2 separate regions of the Homo sapiens genome follow, and region 2 is linked to region 1. Evidence: read pairs that join two places in POLR2A ChIA-PET (ENCODE). Cell type or tissue: GM12878. All regions are shown on one strand. Each heading gives the region's core, and the rest is flanking DNA. Links, peaks and the distances in the headings are about the cores only.

Region 1 (8,337 bases), core at 9-8,008:
CTCAGCTGTGACTGACTCTTGCTCTCTTTGGAACCATATTAGGAAGATCTATTTTGAGAAATGACTCTCCACACCAAGGGCTGACTTTCCTACACATGGAGAGGGAAGAAAGAGCCCTTTATTCCTGACCCCTTACCAAATGAGCTGCTACTTGAACAAGGGGTGAAAGGTGGCCCAGTCAGGAGCACAAACTGTTTTCCTATGAAAGGCGGCTCTCACTGCACCAAAGTACTGCCAGAGGGCTCACCCCTAGCCTCTTAGCTTCTTCTGGAGAAGGATGTAGCTCCCAAAAAATCTTTGTCAGACAGTCCACATCTGCTGAGCTTTTTTTTTTTTTTTTTTTGAGACAGGGTCTTGCCCTGTCACCCAGGCTGGAGTGCAGTGGGGTGATTTCAGCTCACTCCAACCTGTGCCTCCCAGGCTTAAGTGATCCTCCCACCTGAGCCTCTCAAGTAGCTGGGACTACAGGTATGTGCCACCACTCCCAGATAATTTTTAAATTTTTTGTAGAGGTGAGGTCTCACTACATTGCCCAGGCTGATCTCAAACTTCTGGGCTCAAACGGTCATCCCACTGGAACTCCTGGGCTTCCAGCCTCCCCAAGTGTTGGGATTACAAGTGTGAGCCACCATCCCTCTGCTGCTGAGCCTTTAGAGTCAGGATTAGTTAAGTTATTACATGTGAAACACTTAGAACTCCTATGTAGTAAGTTTTCAAAAAGTGTTAGCTGTTATTAATGTTCTTTTTAGAATCACAGGGTCATGGTCCATTAATGATAGGAAGAGCCTTAGTGACTGACCATCTGGTTCTACCTCTGGGTTTACAGATGAAATAATTAAGGTCAAGAGAAGGGAAATGATCTACTGCAGTCACACAGCAACTTAGTACCAGAGTAAGAATCCAGTCATTCATTCATTTCATTGACAAGTATTTACTGAGCACTCACTGAGGGCCAAGTTCGGTGCTAGGCCATGGGAATATAATGGGGAGAGAAAAAGGACTTGGTCCTGGCTTTCACAGAGCTAGTACAGTGAGGGAGACAGATCTTAATTATAAAATTACCCTAAATATAATATTATAACTATGGTGTTACAAAGGATAATAATAAAATGTGTTAACTATGAGCCAGGCCCTGTTCCGACCTTTATTAACTCACTTGACCCTCACTGCAACCCTGTAAAATAGATACCATAATTATCCTCATTTTTCAGATGAGAAAATTGAGGCACAGGGCTAATTGGAGGCAAAGCTGGGATTTGAACCCAGGGAGCCTGGCTCTACAGTCAGAGATCTTACAACACTATCATTGATTAATTTTTTTTTTTTCTTTTTGGCCCAAGACACCAACCCAAAGTACAGTGCCCTAAGCAAACTTTGTAGCACCCAATGGTCCTGGGTTGGTTTGAGCCAGGCTGCTGAAGATTCTGTGAGAGGGGGTGATTAGCTGATAAGGCTGGGCCTCTGCCTTTCAGATGAGAAATAAGGGACAGCTTTCCAGTCTAAGTGTGATCAAATGGCTTTTGAGCTCAAGGTCCCCAGTTCCACTATGGCTGCTTGACAGGGTAGAGGTTCTATGAACATGTATTGAATGAGGCTCAGAAAGATTTTGTAGCTATGTACTTGGTCTGGTTTATTTTCTCCTTTTGGTTGGGCCTGGGAATGGGGAACCTGGAAAGAGGCAGCTTACTTTGATGTGAACAAGTGCAGCACAGTTGCAATGTTTTTCCAAAATAATTCAAACCTCACGCTGTGAAACCTCATTCATCTGGACTCACTAAGTCAAAAGTTACAAGAATCTAAGCAGGGCTGGGAGGTTTACCTTTGTAGTACCCAGGAAGAAAGTATATATTGTGCAAATAAGTAGTGTAAACAAGGGCATACACATATTCTATTTTGAAAACAAATGACTTAAAATTATTTTGAGCATATAAATGCTGGGAAACCTACAATTACTGCACTTCATAGATGTATCAGCCCTCTAAGGCAAATCTAGCTGGCATTTATTTGCAGTAGTTTCAGTTACTTTTGTGCTGATGACCAATTGCATTTCTCCAACCATATTGTATACTTGGAATTTGTCTTCCAATTCAGACTGTCCTTTTCCCTGGTGAGTCTGATGTAGTGAAGTGTGATATTCAGTTACTCAGAATTGGAACAGCTTGACCCCTGCTCTGGAAAGCTAAAACTAATTAGCCCTGCAGTGGATTTTCTCTATGCTGAACCTTAAACCAAAGAACCAATAAACGTAAGAAATAAGGTTATCTTGGGGTGTGTGCTTCTCTTTGGCAACTTGAAACTTACTGAGAATAGCAGCAGTAACCTCTTGAATTCACCTTCCACTCTCCGAAACAGTAGTATTAAGTACCACTGGTTTAGCATTGGGTTTGAGAGCTGGAGGATTTGCATTTGAGTCTGCTTTGTCCCTTACTGGATGCATGACCTGGGGCACATTACCTTCTGAGGCAGTCTACTTATCTTTAAAAACTGAGGGAAAAGTCTAGGTGTGGTGGTTCACGCCTGTAACCCTAGCACTTTGGGAGGCCAAGGCAGGAGGATCACTGGAGCCCAGGAGTTCGAGACATGTCTGGTCAACATGGCGAGACTTTGTCTCTACAAAAACACAAAAATCAGCTGGGCTTGGTGGCATGTGCCTATAGTCCCAGGTACTTGGGAGGCTGAGGTGGGAGGATCACTTGAGCCCAGGAGGTAGAGGTTGCAGTGAGCCAAGATTGCGCAGCTGCACTCCAGCCTGGGTGACAGAGTGAGATCCTGTCTCCAAAAATGCTTTCTTCCCAGGGTTGTTAGGGCAATTAAGTGAGTCTGTATATTTAAATATGCCTAGAACAGTGCTCTGAATAAATGTTAATGAAAAACAAAACAAAGGATACTTTGTCTTTAGACAGTACCTTCCCCCAGAGAGTATATTTTGAACACTGACCTCACTCATCAACCTGGGTAGAGACTGATATAATTAATTTCTTCCCACCCCATTTTACAGATGGAGACTAAGGCATAAACCATGAAGTGTGGAGTGTGTGTATATTGAGGGGAGTGTCAGAGGCACTCGTCTAAGAGTCACAAGGCATGGTGGCGAAGAGCCTGGCCTAGGACCCTTTGGACTCTCACACCTTGTCTGGATTAAAAGGGCCCTTCCATGGGCTTTCACTTGTCCTTGGGCCATTCTATTAAGACCAGATATTAAATGGCAGTGTTCCAGTTGGGGACTGTTGTGGCTTCCAGAGCAGGACCTCATAGGCCTTGAGGAGACCTTGGCTTCTTTTTATGGCAATGGCTTTAAAAATATCACCCCAGAAAACCAGCTCCTGCCATTTCATGAGGGGGAATGAGGAAGTGAAGAAGGAGGGAAGACAATGCCCAGAACTATGGCTTGATGATGCTGTCTCCCACTGGAGCATAAGCTCTACCAAAGCAGGCATGCTCTGTCTCCTTCTCACTGTACTCCCAGTGGCTAGTGCAGTGCTTGCACATAGTTACCCAGGAGCCATTTGAGAAATAAATTAATGAATGAATGAGATGCTTGGAGTGTGCGGAGTGATCTAGGCTGTTGCAGCCGTTCTCAGTCATGCAGTGGATCACAGTGAGGAGCACAGAGTGCTCCCAAGAGACGGAGCTCCTAAGGAGCTGGCATCTCTGTGTGACGCAGTTGGAGACCTATAATGAATGCCCCAGGTGATGATTTATTGGAATCAACTTCTTGGCTTGTCTGGGGATTAAACCAGGGCTCCCCTTGGTACTGCAGATGGAAATCAAAACAAACACCTGTTTGCCCAGAATGCCCATGTGTTGTGGATACGTTCTCCTTGGTGTCCTCCCTCAGAGACAAGTCTTTGTGCTAACAGCTGATGTAATTACAGCCTCCATGCTAGCGTCAGTCCTGCCATCTCATTCCTAAACTTCTGCAAGTGCTTTGGAGCAGAGCCCCCTGCCTCCACCAGTCCCCCTTGGTTCATTTTGTGGGGGCCCTGAGAGCTCTCTTTCTTAATCATAGCTCTGATCTTACCACTCCGTAGCTTCCTGTGCCTGCAGAATAGAGTGAGCGTGCTCAGCACACCATACTATTGTTCATGCTGACGCCACCTCCCATGTACTCATCTGCTCAGTGTACACTTAGTGAATGCCTGCATCTGAGAGGCGGCAGGGGGTGGTGCCTGAGAGCTTGGACAGGAGTCACAGCGCCTGGGTTCAACCCCTCAGGCAGGTTACTGTGAGTCTCACTTCCTCTTCTGCAGGGGTTATCTAAGGGATGTGGAGAGTGCTCAGCGCAGAGCCTGGCATACAACACGTGTTCAGGAGAAGGTAGCTCCTCTTTCTGATAGGTGCCAAGTGCTGTGACCTGAGGATACTGGACTTCATCTTTGCCTTCAGGGAGCTTAGGGTCTCCGTGCGCGTCAGACAGGAAAGTTGGTGATGATAACAGGGTGTGAGAAATGCTACTGAGAGAGGAAACCCAGGGAGTGGCACCTAATAAGGTCCTGGAGGACTCAAGGTGGTACTTTCAGGAATGCCACAAAGACGGCAATATGATTGCCATGAATGCCCATCATGAATGCCCAGCCGAAGAGACTGGGGAAGAGACACCCAGCCAGAGGGAACAATTTCTGCAAAGACATGGAGGAACTCGGCACATCCAAGACAACCACATGTGGGCTGGCATGGCTGCGGGGAGGGAGGGAGTTTGTGAGTAGGCCAGAAAGGTAACCAGTCTTAAGAGACATACTAAAGAATTGAACTTGTCCTGGAAAGCAATGATGTGCCAAAGACAGGGAAAGTGTCACGGTCAGTTGGGTTTTTTTCCGAAAGCCTCCTCTAGCAGCAGTGTAGGGGGTGGACCAGAGATGGGGCACATTTTAGAGGCATAGAGACCACCAGGAAGGCTTCTGTCTTCATCTAAGCTGGATATGATAAAGGCCTGAGCTGAGACGAGCACAGAGGGCATACAGAGATACTTAGGATGCAGAGTGGAACTGGCCACCAGTCGGATCAGAGCCAAGGCACAGGGAAGTGTTAGACAGGTAGAGTGTCCAGCGGTGGTTTCCCAAATGCAGCCAAGTGCAATGGCCTGTCTATTCCCCACAGGCCACAGAGGGCTGATTTGGCTTATTAGACAGTGAGGAGCCCAAGGAGATGTAGGGCCTGAGAGTGATTTGAAAAGGGATCCATTTCAGGAGGATTCTTCGGCTTAAGATTACCTGTGCGGGCTGGATGAAAAGAGCAGACACGGGACACCCCAAGGCCAGTTAAAATGATGTTGAGAGACCAGTCCTGACAAGACTCCATGAGGGTCTGCACCAGGAGAGTGGTGATGGGAAAGGAGACCCAAGGCCCAGGGTGAGGGTAGCTGCCCGAAAAAGGGCAGCAGACATGCAGCCAATTAGATCTTGGCATGAAGAGGTCAAAGAGGGGATAGAATGAAAAAAAAAACTGTTTAGCGACCAGGTGTGTGAGAGCAAATGGAGCATGAACACTGGCCGAGCACCCACTGTGGGCCAGCCATTGGAGGCCAGAAATGACACTGATGAAAAGACTGTCCTACAGTAACCAAAACAGCATGGTACTGGTACCAAAACAGAGATATAGATCAATGGAACAGAACAGAGCCCTCAGAAATAACGCCGCATATCTACAACTATCTGATCTTTGACAAACCTGAGAAAAACAAGCAATGGGGAAAGGATTCCCTATTTAATAAATGGTGCTGGGAAAACTGGCTAGCCATATGTAGAAAGCTGAAACTGGATCCCTTCCTTACGCCTTATACAAAAATCAATTCAAGATGGATTAAAGACTTAAACGTTAGACCTAAAACCATAAAAACCCTAGAAGAAAACCTAGGCATTACCATTCAGGACATAGGCATGGGCAAGGACTTCATGTCTAAAACACCAAAAGCAATGGCAACAAAAGACAAAATTGACAAATGGGATCTAATTAAACTAAAGAGCTTCTGCACAGCAAAAGAAACTACCATCAGAGTGAACAGGCAACCTACAAAATGGGAGAAAATTTTCGCAACCTTCTCATCTGACAAAGGGCTAATATCCAGAATCTACAATGAACTCAAACAAATTTACAAGAAAAAAACGAACAACCCCATCAAAAAGTGGGCTAAGGACATGAACAGACACTTCTCAAAAGAAGACATTTGTGCAGCCAAAAAACACATGAAAAAATGCTCACCATCACTGGCCATCAGAGAAATGCAAATCAAAACCACAATGAGATACCATCTCACACCAGTTAGAATGGCAATCATTAAAAAGTCAGGAAACAACAGGTGCTGGAGAGGATGTGGAGAAATAGGAACACTTTTACACTGTTGGTGGGACTGTAAACTAGTTCAACCATTGTGGAAGTCAGTGTGGCGATTCCTCAGGGATCTAGAACTAGAGATACCATTTGACCCAGCCATCCCATTACTGGGTATACACCCAAAGGACTATAAATCATGCTGCTATAAAGACACATGCACACGTATGTTTATTGCGGCATTATTCACAATAGCAAAGACTTGGAACCAACCCAAATGTCCAACAATGATAGACTGGATTAAGAAAATGTGGCACATATACACCATGGAATACTATGCAGCCATAAAAAATGATGAGTTCATGTCCTTTGTAGGGACATGGATGAAATTGGAAATCATCATTCTCAGTAAATTATCGCAAGAACAAAAAACCAAACACTGCATGTTCTCACTCATAGGTGGGAATTGAACAATGAGATCACATGGACACAGGAAGGGGAACATCACACTCTGGGGACTGTTGTGGGGTAGGGGGAGGGGGGAGGGATAGCATTGGGAGATATACCTAATGCTAGATGAGGAGTTAGTGGGTGCAGCACACCAGCATGGCACATGTATACGTATGTAACTAACCTGCACAATGTGCACATGTACCCTAAAACTTAAAGTATAATAATAAAAATAAATAAATAAATAAATAAAGACTGTCCTCTCCTTGGGGACACACACGCTGCACACACAGTATGCATAACAGTTTATGAACTGTGTTAACCAGATTTGGCACCAAGTATACCAAGGCCTGGCCAAGAAACCAGGACCACTGACTCACCTGTGCAGAGCTCCTGTGGTAAGGGGCATAGTGGAGTGGCCCAGAGATAGCTGTGTCATGAGGGAGGGCCGGATACTGGCTCTGCATGGGGTGAGGATGCTGGTTGCCATAGCTCCCATAGTTATAGCTTCCCGTGTATCTAAAATGCATCAAGCACATTGAATAGTGTGAGTAATAGCAAGAACAGATCAGTTTGACACCTTTTTAAAAACCTCATCTATTTTTTTTCCTTTTTCTTCTTTTTTCTCTTTTCTTTTCTTCCCCCCTTCACCCCCAATCCCATTTTTCTTTCTTTCATCTGTTTTTTTTTTTTTTTTGAGTCAGGGTCTCATTCTGTTGCCCAGGCTGGAGTGCAGTGGCATGATCTTGGCTCACTGCAACCTCCGCCTCCTGGGTTCAAATGATTCTCCTGCCTCAGCCTCCTGAGTAGCTGAGATTACAGGCATGTGCCACCATGCCCGGCTAATTTTTATATTTTTAATAGAGATGGGGTTTCACCATGTTGGCCAGGCTGGTCTCAAATTCCTGACATCAGGTGATCCACCCACCTTGGCCTCCCCAAATGCTGGGATTACAGGCATGAGCTACCGTGTCCGGCCTCTTCTTTTTGATTCTTACCATTTCCACTCTTGTGGCCTTGTTATGGTTAACTTAAAACCCCAGGTTGATTTTCCTTCTCCCTCAACACCTAGAAGATACCTCCCTTACCCCCCAGCCAGCGTTCAGGGATGAAATCTAGCCCTGAGCCAAACATCATTAGTGATGGAAACCTCTACTCCTGCTGTGTTTAAAACCCCTGTTGTATCCTGAAATCAAATAGGGATAACAAAAAACAAACCACTGTGAGATTTATGTTTTTGTATCACTCAGGCCTCTGCTTCCACATCATGGGGAAGGATGTAGTGGGTTTCTGTAAGCTGTCTCCTGGGGGGAGAGCACCATGGCGTGTTCAAACAGGCATCAAAGACCCTGGTTCTAAATCAGGCTCCACGACTTTCTAGCTGTGTGACTTTCATGACCCTGTTTCTCACATCCATAAAAATGCTGCGCACGGTCATTCTGAGGATCGTATGTGTGAACACACTCCATAAACCAGAAAGTCCTGTGTAGACATAGCCTATTATTATCACTGTTCTTCTTAGTAAAATATTTATGGTAAAGATGCTGACCTATGACCATGTGAGTATTTTTTCTGCTATTTCTGCTGAATCAAAAATCTCTCTGAAACAGAGTTTTCAGA
Region 2 (8,337 bases), core at 193-8,192, 67 kb after region 1:
GCTGAACAAAGAGGACTCCAAGGTTCTAGGGCAGGGTGGAAGGAGCCTGAGTCCCTGAATCACCCCCCAGCAACCAGCCTTCCAACCAAGAACAAACGCACTGGATTGTGACATGGGTGGGAAATAAACCTCCAGTGTGCTAAGATTTGCAGAGTTATTTGTTACAGCAGCTAGTATTGTCTTAGCCAGTCACGAATCATTATTTGTCCTGATCTCAGTGATCTTTGGAATGTAAGATAGAGCCAAACCGCAGTTCGAAAGAAAGCAGGGAGTTTTCTTTCTTAAAAGAAAAAAATCACTGAAATTATTGCTCAAGTAATTTGGGACATTTTAAAGTACATTTTAGAAGTCTAGTGGATAAAAGTCAAGAGAAGGAAGAACAGTACTTCTTTACCAACACACTCCCATCTTGTCTGGAGCTGTGTCTGTGAGCAAAGTGATAGTGGAAGTGCTCAACAAACATTTACTCCTAAAGGACACAGCCGTGGGAAGGCAGAAAAGTACAGGAGAAGAGCATTTTGTACCTGACATCGTTTTTATATCCCTCCACCTACAACAGCACCCCCTTCCCACAACACACACACCAAAGGAATTTCTGGGATGTCTTCCATCAATAGCTACTGGGTTTTTTATAGTCCTTTTAGAGACCACATTGTCTTCCCTCAAAAAATAATAAAGTTATATAACTTTATTATTGGTTATTGTTCTCCCATCCTTTCTCATTTCCTCCTCTCCATTCTTTAACTACAATATTTTAAAATAAAATGGACTTCTTACATTGTTTGTATTTAACGATGGCCCTACTAATGGGATTTGATGGAAATCTATGGATCAGACCTTGGGAATGGAGGGTAACCAGCTCCAAATGTACCCAAGTGGACAAGCCTCAGGAAAAGCCTAAATATACAAAATAGAATAAAGCTTTTTATATATTTTTTCCAAAATGTAAGGAAGCTTTTCTTTAGCTTCTCTGAATCTATAATCCTGGGTTTAATGATATCCTGGCAAAATGGTCTTCCTAGTGTGCTGATAGGGCAGGAGGCAGTTCACCAGTTCAGTCAAAGGAGGAGGCCAAGCCCACTGCTATACACATGTATGGTCTATAAAATGGGGATAATAATCGTACCTGCTTCATGGGATCTCATGAGGATGAAGTGAGCTAATGGGTATCCAGGAAGGGCTTCCAGATGCCAGGCCTGGCACCTAGCAGGAGCTCATGAAATAGGAGCTAGTGTTACAAGATTTTTAATACCGAGTATTCACAGCTCAACCCTTGTTGACCTACCTCATCAAAGTTGGCTCTTATTACAGTGTCCAGTATTCTCTGACAGTGTGTTCTGTACATCATAATAAAGGTAGAAACCTGTGGGGGTGTGTAGAGGATCAACAACAAAGACATACATTAATACACATTGCTGCTGCCCTTGGACTTTCAGTTTTTAAGTCATTTCTTCCCTGTGGGGGGGATGCAATTCACCTAACACCGGCTCAGCCTACCAGACCCAGGTGAGACTGATTTTCATTAGGTGGTATTCTCTGACCCTTGGCTCCCTCCTCTGTGCTCACACAGCACGAGTGTGTTTCTCCCTGAGATACGGAATGCGCTGGTTTCTCCTCCTGCCCCCATTTTCCACCCCCTGAGACTGTGAGCTCTAGGAAAACAAAAATGGTATCTTATTCATGCTCATGTATCCAGCACTTAGCACAGTGCCTGGCACATAGAGCTAAGCAGGGTTATGGAACTAAATTCTCTTCATTGGCTGAGACCACTAGAAAGTTAAAATCCAATGTATAGTTATATGAAGAAGTGATTCTGCCTAAGTCACCATAAGACATTTGGAAATTCTCTGCAATGTGCTTAGCAAAAATAAAAAAAAAAATTAATCTCCCCCTCCATTTATCCAATAATTTTTTTATTTTTATGTTTTTTTCAATTACCTGAGAATTTTAAATCCATGGTGCAGGAAGTTCATTTGTATGTTTATTGACCAAAAAAGCAAATTTAAGAAAAAATATTTATCTATTTCTTAGATTTAATGTATCCTTTACAGATACAAGTTCATTTTCCTCATTTTAGAACATAGACATGCATTTTATATAAACTTAGTTTGACTTATACAAGCACTATCTCCCTGGTTGACTCTAAGCTTTCTGAAAGCAGGACTCATCTCATTCTTCACTGCATCCCAGATCCTAGTGTGACATGGAGACTTAGTAGAAGCTCAATACATGTTAGAGCAGCACTGGGTTGCATCAATAGGTGCATTAAAGATGTGATACTCGACTGGGCCCGGTGGCTCACACCTGTAATCCCAGCACTTTGGGAGGCCGAGGTGGGCAGATCATGAGGTCAGAAGTTCGAGACCAGCCTGGCCAACATGGTGAAACCCCGTCTCTACTAAAAATACAAAAATTAGCTGGGTGTGATGGCGGGCGCCTGTAATCACAGCTACTTGGGAGGCTGAGGCAGGAGAATTGCTTGAACCTGGGAGGCGGAGGTTGCAGTGAGCTGAGATTGCGCCACTGCACTCTAGGCTGGATGACAGAGCAAGACTCCATCTCAAAAAAAAAAAAAAAAAAAAAAAGAAATGTGATACCCCAAGGGAAACTTCCCCAAATTTATTTTTCCAGTAACTTGCTCCAAATATTCTATGATCAAAACTATCAGATTCACTATACCTATAAAATCTTCTTTGACTGTTAGACTATTATTTCACCAAATCCCCTGCAGCACATGGGAAAATGGACTTTATCCTGTGGAAAAGCAATTCAGAGGGGAGAGGTTCTTTCCTCATGAAATGAGACAGCATAAGATCATAGGACAGGTAGGTAGGTAGAAAGACAGAAGATAGATGATAGGTAGATAGACAGATAGGCATACATGATAGAGATTGACAGAGCAAATTTTATTTTAGAATAGTTTTGGATTTACAGAAAAGTTGTAAAGATAGTACTGGGAGTTCCCATATGCCTCACCCCAATTGTTAACATCTTGCATTACTAGGATATATTTGTCACAACTAATAAACTCATAGTGATAAATTGTTATTAACTATAGTCCATGCTTTATTTTGATTTCTTTTCTTTTTTTTTTTTTTTTGAGATGGAGTTTCGCTCTTGTTGCCCAGGCTGCAGTGCAATGGTGCAATCTTGGCTCACTGCAACCTCTGCCTCCCAGGTTCAAGCAATTCTCCCGCCTCAGCCTCCAGCTGGAATTACAGGTGCCCACCTCCACACCTGGCTAATTTTTTGTATTTTTAGTAGAGACAGGGTTTCACCATGTTGGTCAGGCTGGTCTTGAACTCCTGACCTCAAGTGATTCACCCACCTCAGCCTCCCAAGTGCTGAAATTACAGGCATGAGCCACCTCTCCTGGCCTGGATTTCTATCTTTATATTTTTAAACTCACGGTTTTGCAATAAATGTGTGTGTGTGTGTGTGTGTGTGTGTGTGTGTGTGTGTGTGTGAGAGAGAGAGAGAGATAGAGACAGAGAGAGAGAGAGAAAGAGAGAGAAACCACCCACCCCAAATAGTCACTTCAGTTGTAGTTACCTTCTCCTCAGGCAGGCTGGCTGGCAGATTTAGATCTTTGACATTGGGAAATTCTGGCAGCAGTGTTCCGAGTTTGGACCGGGGTGAATATGCCACTGTCTGTTTGCTCACTTCTTTCTTGCCCGTCTCACTCACCCAGGCAGCTCCTTTCTTGGAATACATCACATCATAATATTGGGAGCTTTCTTTCACTGCAATGCCATAGTAATGGTACCTGGGCCACAAGGGGAGGGAGGGAGAGAGAGAAAAAAAAAAAAAGAGAGAGACCCACATGCACTGTTATTAAGTGAGGTTTCCTGAGTAGGGAGTGTTGCCCAAGGCCAAGGAAAGCTGGGGCCATCCTACCTGGGGATAGAAGAGTTAACTCTCCTGTAAGGCTAATATCACTGAAATATAGAATTAAACCAAAGTGCCAGCCATCAATCAGGCAGGTAAAAATAACCAAAATTGCCTCCTACAGAAAACGTTAAGTCAAATACTTTGCAAAGCAGAGAGGGGATGAAAAATTTTCCATTAGTACTTGATCTCTCATGTCTAGCCAAATGGGATACCAGCACTTGAGGGTCCCTTCTCTGTGGGGACCCAAGCAGGATATGTTTGTGACTACTAACTGCACCTCTAATAAAAATTCATTTGGCCTGTGTTTTCCTTTTCTTTTTTCTTTCTTTTTCTTTTTTTTTTTTTTTGAGACAGAGTCTCGCTCTGTCACCTAGGCTGGAGTGCAGTGGTGCAATCTCAGCTTACTGAACCTCCACGCCTCCCGGGTTCAAGCGATTCTCCTGCCTCAGCCTCCTAAGTAGCTGGGATTACAGGCATGTGCCACCACACCCAGCTAACATTTGTATTTTTAGTAGAGATGGTGTTCCATCATGTTGGTCAGGTTGGTCTCAAACTCCTGACCTCATGATCTGCCCACCTTGGCCTCCCAAAGTGCTGGGATTACAGGCATGAGCCACCGCGCCTGGCCTTGGCCTATGTTTTTCTTAATCAATAAATGGTAGTCTCAAAGAACTGTATTTTTAAAAAGGTAAATTCAGTGCTTCAGTTGACACTGAATGTAAAGCGAAGACCAGAACTTTTTATTAACTCAAAATAGGCTTAATATTAGCAATGTTTTCAATTAAGACTAACAAGGGATTGGAGGCTGCATTTTGTTTAGATTTTAGCTATAATCTATTGAGCATTATATATTGGCTACATGCCAGGCAGTTTGCAAAGGACTTTGCATGCATTAATTTGTAAAATAACCAATAATGGAAATTATTACAGTCTTTCTACACATGAGAAACTGGAGGCAAGAAAGCTCAAATAATTTGTTTAAGGTCATATAGCTGTTTAGGGGAGGAACAGGTTCTTGAACACAGACAGGTCTTTTTGACTATGAAGCCACAGTGCTATCCTACTGAAAACACTGCAAGATAGTCTTATAAACTTTGATCTTATCAGAATCATTTTTAAAGTTTAATAAAAATACAGACTCCTGGGCCCTCTCTCAGTACCTACTGATTTAGAACATCTGGGAATGGGGCCCAGGAATCAGCACTGAATCAAGCACCATAGGGGTAATTCTAAAGCACATCAGTTTGAGATCTCTGGTACTGAGTGCTTGACACACATTATCTTATTTAATCTCACAAAATCCCCATAAAGCTAGAATTAATTATTATCCCCATTTTTATAGATAAGGAAACTAAGGCCCAGAGAATTTAAGTCATGCACCCAAGATCAGCCAGTGAGTAAGGAGCAGAGGCAGGATTTGAACCTCCCAAGTGCTTTGAACCACTAAGCCAGTGATTCTCAAACCTTACTACTACTAAGAATCACTTACAAAACATATTAAAATATCCCTGGTAGTCTAGTAGCTAGGACTAAAAGAAGAAGAAGAAAAAAAACCATTAAAATAGAGACTCCTGGGCCCTGCTCCCCCCTTAAAGACTCCTATTTAGTACGTCTAGAGTCGATTTTCACAGTCCCGTGGCAATACAAATGTTAGGTCATCCGTGGACCTCGCTTTCAGAAACACCGCACAACATATTAACTACTTTTCTCTACCCATGGAGATACAATGAAAGTCACAAAATCATACAGATGAGAAGGCATTTTGAATTATGGGAAGGGCTTTTGCGAGGAGGGAAGAGATGAGCACGTCAAAACCTTCCCTCTCCCCAACCCTCCTTTACTCCTGATACCATTCCGTGATATTTCTGCTTAGTGGGCATCTCGAATCTATCTGAATGCCTTCTGGGATGAAGAATTCAGACCCTCCGAAGGCAGCCCAGTTCATTTTGCCAGTATGGTTATCAGAAAATTCTTTGTGCTGAGCGAAGTCTGCCTTCTGTGCCTTCCGTGTCTTCTACTACTTCTCAACTGTCATAACTGCCTTCCCACCTGGAACTCACTCTGTGGGTGGGGGAGGAGCATGGTTCCGGTGGCTTCAGGTGGGATGACAGTTATGACACACCACCGTAACCTTAAAAAGTTCACCTTTATAACTTCTTAAGAGCCAGATCATCTAATATGTTCAGACCAGACCACTTCTTGACTATTCAGAGATCACGTAGCTAAAATCAACAACCACAGTGAAGCTACTGCTCTGATCTTGAGTTCTTCTATTTCAGTTCTGTAGGGCACAACAACACATTCCTCACCAGCCACCCCCAGATTTATTTATTTATTTTTTAATTTCTTCTAAAAAAAGGCAGGGGATACATGTGCAGAATGTGCTTTTTTTTGAGACAGGTCTCGCTCTGTCACCCTGGCTGGAGTGCAGTGGTGCAATCGTGGCTCACTGAAACCTCTGCCTTTCAGCTTCAAGCAATTCTCCTGCCTCAGCCTCCTGAGTAGCTGGGACTAAAGGGACGTGCCACCATGCCCGGCTAATTTTTGTATTTTTTGTAGAGATGGGGTTTCACCATGTTGGCCAGGCTGATCTTGAACTCCTGACCTCAAGTGATCTACGGGCCTCAGCCTCCCAAAGTGCTGGGATTACAGGCGTGAGCCACTGCACCTGGCCCACCCCCCCAGATTTCTTCTGTCATTGTCAATTTGCCAAGGGAGTTTCTCTATAAGGCCATGATGCAGGTTGGAGACAAGAGCTTCTTACTGCCTTTCAACTGGTCGAAGGTGTGACCAACTTTGGAGTATCCTTATGGAAGAGGATACAATAAAATTGATTATACAGAATTTTTAAAGAGGGTATTTTGCCAACCTCGAGGTTAAAGAAAAAGAAAAACAAACAAAACAAAAACAGACTCTCCCATGTGGACAGAAGGAAATTTTCTCTGTTTATGCAGGATGGGAAACCTTTCTGCTCTCTCTTTACTGTGTGTCTTTACTATTTCTGCTCTTCTTAGAAATGAGCAACAAGCTATCGGAGCCACTGATTCCTCAAAGACCAAGAGCTGGAGAAAAATAATTTATTTTCATTTATTCCATATCGTTCTATCCATCCACTCTTCTGTTTGACCAACATTTTGAATTGCCTACTATGTGTTTACCAGCAAACAAGGAAGAACCTGGCTTTTGTAATCTATAATCGTACCAAGGCTGAAACCTTACTTTTAAACAAATACCAGAATTTTAAAATTATAACTGAGGTTTGTTTTTTTTTTTTTTTTTTTTTTTTTTTTTTCAGAATAGTCATCTTGGAAAATTATTAGGAATTTATTCCAAGAGGTCCTTTGTTCAACAGTCTTCTGGAAATTCCTTTAGAGACTGGTTCAAAAGCTTCTGAGCTACACCAAAAAAATTAGTCTCATTATTTTCAGAATACCAAAAAAGGGTTTTTCCCAGTTCGATCATCCATTTTCTTTCCCTACCTTGGCTCCAAAATCAAACCCACCCTTGGAGGATGGGAATGTGCTGCCCAGGGATGAGAGGAGCTGGTGAGGGACAGGGGTTTGGCCCAGGGTGAGAGCACTGGACATGCTTTTGACACATCCTTCAAGACAAGTCTTAAAAGTCCTATATGGTTGCCTTTCTAAAAAGTTACAGTGTTTTATAGGTCACTATGTGCTGACCTGCTCAACGTGGTCAAAATGCTTAGAAATGCTGCATAATAAGGCACCCTCTAGTGGAGTCACCTTGTACATTAGCATAATAAGGGTTCTGAGAAGTCTTGCAGTAAAGGAAACTGTTTAAACTTAGTGTTAACCAAACTTATAGGGCCTGCTGCTCTTCTTCATGGAACACCTATTATCGTCCAACAATTTTTGAAACATCCTTAGAGGCAAGTCCTATAAATGCAGATTTTAATGAAGGTCGAGCAGTACAGGAAGAGATTCCCTTCCCACTGACTCACACCTAGCAGACAAGTGTCTGCACAGCCTTCTGCACTCCCCTAGTCTTTACTTAAATGTAACCTCCTCTGAAAGACCTTCCCTGGCCATTCCTCTTTTGTTGCTCTCTGCTACAACTTTGTCACAATCTGATTCTCTGTTTTGTCTGTTTCCCACCGGAATCTATGCTCCATGAGGGCAGCAACTGATTTGCTCCTGTGTTCCCAGTACCTAGCACCACATATGTGACACACAGAAAGTATAAAGCATGAGTTGGTTGGTTGCTTGATGAAACTGATGAATGGGAAGCCGTGAACCCTCATGGACCATGGTGCAGCTGGACCTTTCTGCCCCATCTCCCATGCAGGGAATAGTACAGTTTTGCTTCTCTGGTCTACTGCATACTATCAGAGCAGAGTTTGCTCAGCAAAACAGTCCAGATAACCTGGTGATCCTCCAAGAGGCCACAAGGCAATCCTTTCAATGATGCCCAAGACTATTTTACAAA

What was found. Peaks named below come from ENCODE experiments on the same cell type or tissue, not always from the same donor. Only the 100,000 strongest peaks of a DNase experiment are listed, where the experiment ranks them.
Region 2: POLR2A ChIA-PET joins it to region 1 with 11 read pairs; 2 of 35 experiments call an interaction of 5 or more read pairs at or near these places.

What each region holds. Positions count from the first base shown.
Region 1 is chr12:106,749,554-106,757,890 of GRCh38, reverse strand. It overlaps RFX4 (regulatory factor X4), which reads right to left. Exons shown (of 18, transcript NM_213594.3): 17 at 7,098-7,236. All of the region lies in intron 1 of LOC100287944 (a long non-coding RNA gene), which reads left to right. Among named protein-coding and RNA genes, the nearest start is that of RIC8B, 21 kb to the left of the region's middle. RefSeq lists an enhancer at 3,880-3,929. In GM12878, for the core only: no CTCF peak of the experiment used is centred there; a DNase peak (open chromatin) is centred at 4,140; H3K27ac peaks cover 320 bases.
Region 2 is chr12:106,682,313-106,690,649 of GRCh38, reverse strand. It overlaps RFX4 (regulatory factor X4), which reads right to left. Exons shown (of 18, transcript NM_213594.3): 6 at 3,553-3,766; 7 at 1,286-1,363. All of the region lies in intron 1 of LOC100287944 (a long non-coding RNA gene), which reads left to right. LOC100505978 (a long non-coding RNA gene) reads left to right here and starts at 5,950. Exons shown (of 4, transcript NR_038912.1): 1 at 5,950-5,990; 2 at 6,906-7,148. In GM12878, for the core only: a CTCF peak has its summit at 7,627 (motif pointing left); no DNase peak of the experiment used is centred there.